2 separate regions of the Mus musculus genome follow, and region 2 is linked to region 1. The links are chromatin loops, found by intact Hi-C in ENCODE. Cell type or tissue: heart. All regions are shown on one strand.

What was found. Hi-C counts contacts between places; a loop is a spot of excess contacts. Peaks named below come from ENCODE experiments on the same cell type or tissue, not always from the same donor. Only the 100,000 strongest peaks of a DNase experiment are listed, where the experiment ranks them.
Region 2: it touches region 1 in a loop (2.7-fold over the local background); 2 of 42 quality-filtered maps call a loop at or near these places.

What each region holds. Positions count from the first base shown.
Region 1 is chr1:90,489,163-90,491,662 of GRCm38, forward strand. All of the region lies in intron 1 of Gm28722 (a long non-coding RNA gene), which reads right to left. Among named protein-coding and RNA genes, the nearest start is that of Gm28722, 14 kb to the right of the region's middle. In heart, no CTCF peak of the experiment used is centred here; a DNase peak (open chromatin) is centred at 1,369; H3K27ac peaks cover 537 bases.
Region 2 is chr1:90,158,599-90,161,098 of GRCm38, forward strand. It overlaps 4930434B07Rik (a long non-coding RNA gene), which reads left to right. Exons shown (of 4, transcript XR_878374.2): 4 at 475-857. Among named protein-coding and RNA genes, the nearest start is that of 4930434B07Rik, 6.4 kb to the left of the region's middle. In heart, a CTCF peak has its summit at 1,552 (motif pointing left); no DNase peak of the experiment used is centred here; H3K27me3 peaks cover 711 bases.

The DNA.
Region 1 (2,500 bases):
ACCTCCACCCAACCATGCCCCACCCCCTCAATGCCTAGGGCTGCCCACCTCAACATCCTTTAAATCTCATGTCTGGTGAGATTTAAAGAGAGCTCTAGGAGAGCAGAGTTGGCTGCACAGGGAGGACAGTTGTTTGTTCTAGTTTCATTTCTGTTGCTATGGTAAGATACTGCAACACAAAGCAACTTAGCAGAGAAATGGCATTGATTTCAGCCTACAATTCCGGGTTGAAGTCCTCCATTGTGGGGAAGTCAAGGCAGCGGGAACTTCTACGGCTAATCATGTCCACAGTTGAGAGCAGAGAGAAGTGAATCCAGCAGACTGGTCCTTAGCTAGCTTCCTCTGCTCTTTTCTTTTTCTCCACACTCTTCAGCATAAAGCCGTGAAGTAGCATGCTTACTATCAGGCTGGGTCTACCCAGAGCAGCTGAGTAATCAAGACAGTCTGCCACAGACATGCGCACAGGCCAACCTGATCTAAACGATCCCTCATAGGTGACTGTAGGTTTTGTCAAATTGACAGTTAAACTAGGCATCACGGGTGTCCATCATTCTGCTCCCATGATGCACTCTGATTACCCAAAGCTGGTGTTAGTACACCATCTCAGGGAATTGGAAGCCTGTGGCCTGCCCTTGAGTGGTATTAATGGAATATGGGTAGATAAAGTACAATGGGAAGAGGAAGTGTGTGTGTGTGTGTGTGTGTGTGTGTGTGTGTGTGTGTGTGTTGTATAAGAAGGTAGATAGGTAGATGCCTATATACATATGTACATGTATAGATGACAGAAAATGTATACATATACATAAAAAATAACTTGTTTCACAAAATTTTTTGTTTCAGTAACATTAAAACTCCTCTATTTTTGAAGCAATAGTTATTCTTTATGTATAAGAATTTATGATAGAGAATGGGTGTCTGGGATTGTATCATGGACATTTCCCATTGAAGGAGCCCAGCCAATGTCTGGCCTTTTAGCATTTGTGTTGATGTTCAAATGTCTATATAATTGGTCTGGGTTGAGTGTGTCCCATTCATATTATAACATACATTTAGAGATAGAAGATGATGGATACCCTAATTAAAATTAGGATCCTATTGACCGGATGAGAGAGACCAGATACCAGGAACATGCAAGCACAATCGTGCCAGGCCAGATATAGCCAGGAAACCAAGTACACACCCAGAGATCAAGGACGTCTATAAATGCAATCACAGTCCTGTCTGTTGAGTGTCACAAACTTTGATTGACCACAAAATTTCCCTGAAGTCAGCTCTCGTGGCAGGACGGAGCAAGGCTGATGGATTTTGTTTATAGAAACCGACCCTTTGGTAATCTGGCAGCCACACGCCAGCTATTGTCTCACAGGATGTGAGATAAGACTCACACGCATCAGGAAAGGTGTGTCGGAACCAGCACGGTGTTCCAGCAAGGAACTAGATACAGGAAGCGTGAGGTTACCAACTCCAACTCCAGCAACTCCCTACCAAGCACAGCGCTCTGACACTCAGGGCCAGCCTTGAGCTGGACCCTCAAACCAGGCAAGAACTAGTGAGGACCTACATGTCAGCCTTGGGACAATTCTACCAGGATTTGTCTCCCTGAAGAGATCAGCTGATCTCTTTAGGTCTTGTTCATCCATCTTTGGCATGAGGCTAGTTGTTAGAGTAACAATCCTCCCTTCTCTAAAGCTATACCCAAAAGTTCAGGGCTAGACAGTAAACAGGACATAACTGTGTGTGTGTGTGTGTGTGTGTGGTGATGGTGATGATGACGATGATGATGATGATTATGGTGCTGTGGTCTTCTTCCCTGTCAGAAATTCTTTCTTACCATGCCTCTATCCCATGTACTCAGCCCAGTGACTGAGTGGTAATGAGCACTCACTACATATCATTTTTTTTTTTTTTTTGATGTACAGAGTTAACTCAGAGACCAAACCCTACTATCTCATGGGGTGTTGTGATGGTAAAGCTTGTGGTAGGATCCCTTCTACGTCCATCTTCCCAGAGAATGGAAACACCCAGCCCAGGGGGCTGTGGGTCAGCTCTAGTATCAACCACTGGAATCTTCATGCCAGAGCCTTTGGGGGACATTCTCATTCAAACCAGTGCACACTCTAAGATCAAAAGAGGTAGAAAATTAACAAGACAAAGGTAGATAGGCTTAGTCATGTCAAAATATGGAATTTCCAAAAAGATGAACACCTCCTAAAGATAGCCCATTTGTTTGGAACAGTCTATTGAATTGATCTCATTTCTACCTTTTATGTAAATAGTTTAGGATAAGAAAGTGTCTTTAAAGAAAACAATGATGAAACAGATTATTCTCTCTGTATTTAATTAAAATGGGTACAGTATAGTGGTTGATTTTACATTAACATAATGTAGTTCATCAGTATGTAGGTGGTGCACCCGCCTGCCTGTCAACGGCTTCATTCATGACACTCAGTGCTGACCAGTTGTAGGGACAGTGACAAAGCAAAATTCCAGTTTTCATGAG
Region 2 (2,500 bases), 330 kb before region 1:
ATACATAAATTCACAGAGAAGGATTAGAAGTCACTATGGACTGGGGAAGGATCTGGGGAAGGGTGAGGGTGTTCTATGAGGCGTAAGACATGCAACAACACTTCGCAACTACAGAGGCACCTGTGCAACCCAGGGAATTCACTTGATGCTGTGGACTTGTGCATTTACCATGATAAAACTGACAACTTTGAAAATGTTTATTTTCATTGTATTTGTATGGACATTTGCCTCAATGTATATCTATGTAAAACATGTGTACAGTACCCAGAGAGGCCAGAAAAGGGTGTAGCATCCTCTGGAACTGGAGCTACAGAGGCTGTAAGCTGTCCTATGGGTGCTAGGAACCACACCTAGGTCCTCTGGAAAAGCAGCCAGTGCTCTTAAACACTGAGCCATCTCTCCATCCCCTAAAACCCTTGATTTTAAAACTGTATCAGGAAGCACCTTTTGAATACAGACTTCTCTCTTTTCCAGGACCCCCTGTGCTCCCTCAGCACAAAGATACCTGCTCTGAGTGTTCTGGTGATGAGACTTAGCCCTGAAGGAACCCATGGACCTAAGCCACAGTGTGCACTTTGGGTAACTCCGGGAGGTTTTCTGTAAGACTGCAGCTGTGTGCCAGGAAGACCACACCCACACGTCACATCTCTTCAGGGACATCGAGCGGGAAGTTGTGTCCTTTCTTTACCCCATTGCATCGCACATTTCCTATAATATCCCTGCTCATTATTCTGCATGGCACAGGACATGGCTTATTCCCCGTTAGCATTTCATAATATTTGCTATTAGAAAGTAAGTCCTATGACAGGAAGAGATGTTATAAATTGGATGTTTAATTAACAGGAATAAAACTATGGTCAAGCAACACGTCCAGACCCTGTTCTTCCATCTTGAATTGATGCCAGTAACACCTTTGAACCCCAGTCTGCCTCTACAGGTCCTTTGTGTCACTCCAAGTCCATGGTGGTGTATCTCTTGATAGATTTTTAAAAAGGGGATTAATTTGATTTTAATATGTGTATGGGTGTGTGTTTGTGTGTGGGTGTGCATATGAGGGCAGTGCCTGAAGAGGCCAGAAGAGGGCGTCAGACCTCCTGGAGCTGTTATTAGGGGCAGTTGTGCTCTGCCTGGTGTGGTAGTTAGAGCTGAGCTTGGGTTCTCTGAAAGAGCAGCATATACTCTTAATTACTGAGCACAGACACTCTCCAGTTTTTGTTTTTGTTTTTTAAACTGCTGTGTGTTGGTAAAACTGTGTGGCGTTGTGTGTTTACATCAGAGTGATCACCTGACCCTCATGGTTTCGAAGATGCACTCAGTGTCAGCTATGTAAAAGGAAGAAAGGTTCCCGTTGACTCCCGGTTTCAGAGGAGTGTGTCCATCACGGTGGGGACATTGAGTGAAGCAGGGCTGCTTGCTCACGGAGTCCTGGAAGTAGAGAAAAGTCCAGTCCCCCAAGGACCCATAATCAGTTACCTGCTTCCAGTGGCTGCTAAGTTTCCCACCACAGCCTCTGAAAACAGCGCCACCAGCTGGTCCATCCTTGCAATTCAGGAGTCATCCGGGCAGGGGAACACTTTCAGGGACAAACTCTCCCAGACTCCTCTGAGTCTGCAAAGTTCCTCCCTTCCCTCGCTGAACCTATGCAGGAGGAGTAGAGTCCGTGGAGCTGAGTTTCCTCAGGCTGTGCGGGAGTCTGGAGCGCGGGAGTCGAACAGTACTTCCGGATCCAGTCAGCGTTTGATGGGCACTTCAAGGCCCTGCGAGAAGAAAGCGGGGAGTTTCCGGTTGACTTTGATTCTGTCCAGCTCGCTGCTCAGGTAGGCTGCAGAAAGAGACGAGCACCAGGCTAGATGAAAGCTGAGGTACCTGAAGTTCACTCGGAATTGGAAGGCCCTGCTCCTCCAAACCGAGATGTAAGAAACACTTCTGTGCTCCGGAGTTGGAAATGTCATTCTTCAGAGAGGAGCGTTTCAAGATGACAGCTGCAGAGCTGTCTGCTGTCGTGGGCCACTTTTGTAGTAGACGTCAAGTCCATACAGAAGAAGTGGATGCAAGATGGGTTTGTGACATTTGTAATTTGTATCTGGACCAGAGTAACAGCCATGTTTTACTAATGTGGATTTGTTAAGGCATGTGCTGATGGGACCCTCACCAAGATTACAAGAGAGACAACCACAGACAACCTCTTCCCATTAGCCCACAAGGTACCCAGGGAGTTACAGTTTGTGACAGGGGGACTTCTGACTCTCCTCAGGCAGTTGTGGGGATTAAACAGATACTCACTCACAGGAAGGCACTGAATGCAAATTTGAACCTGCCTTCGGCTGGGAGTTAGGTAAGCCTAAAAGCTATGTGGCGTCTAAGGTTCTCCTTAGAACCAACTGTGTGTGTGTGTGTGTGTGTGTGTGTGTGTGTGTGTGTGTGTGTAGGGGGGCACATATGCACGAGTGTATACATATGTGGCCGTGCACGTGGAGGCCTGAGGTTGATGTCTGAAGTC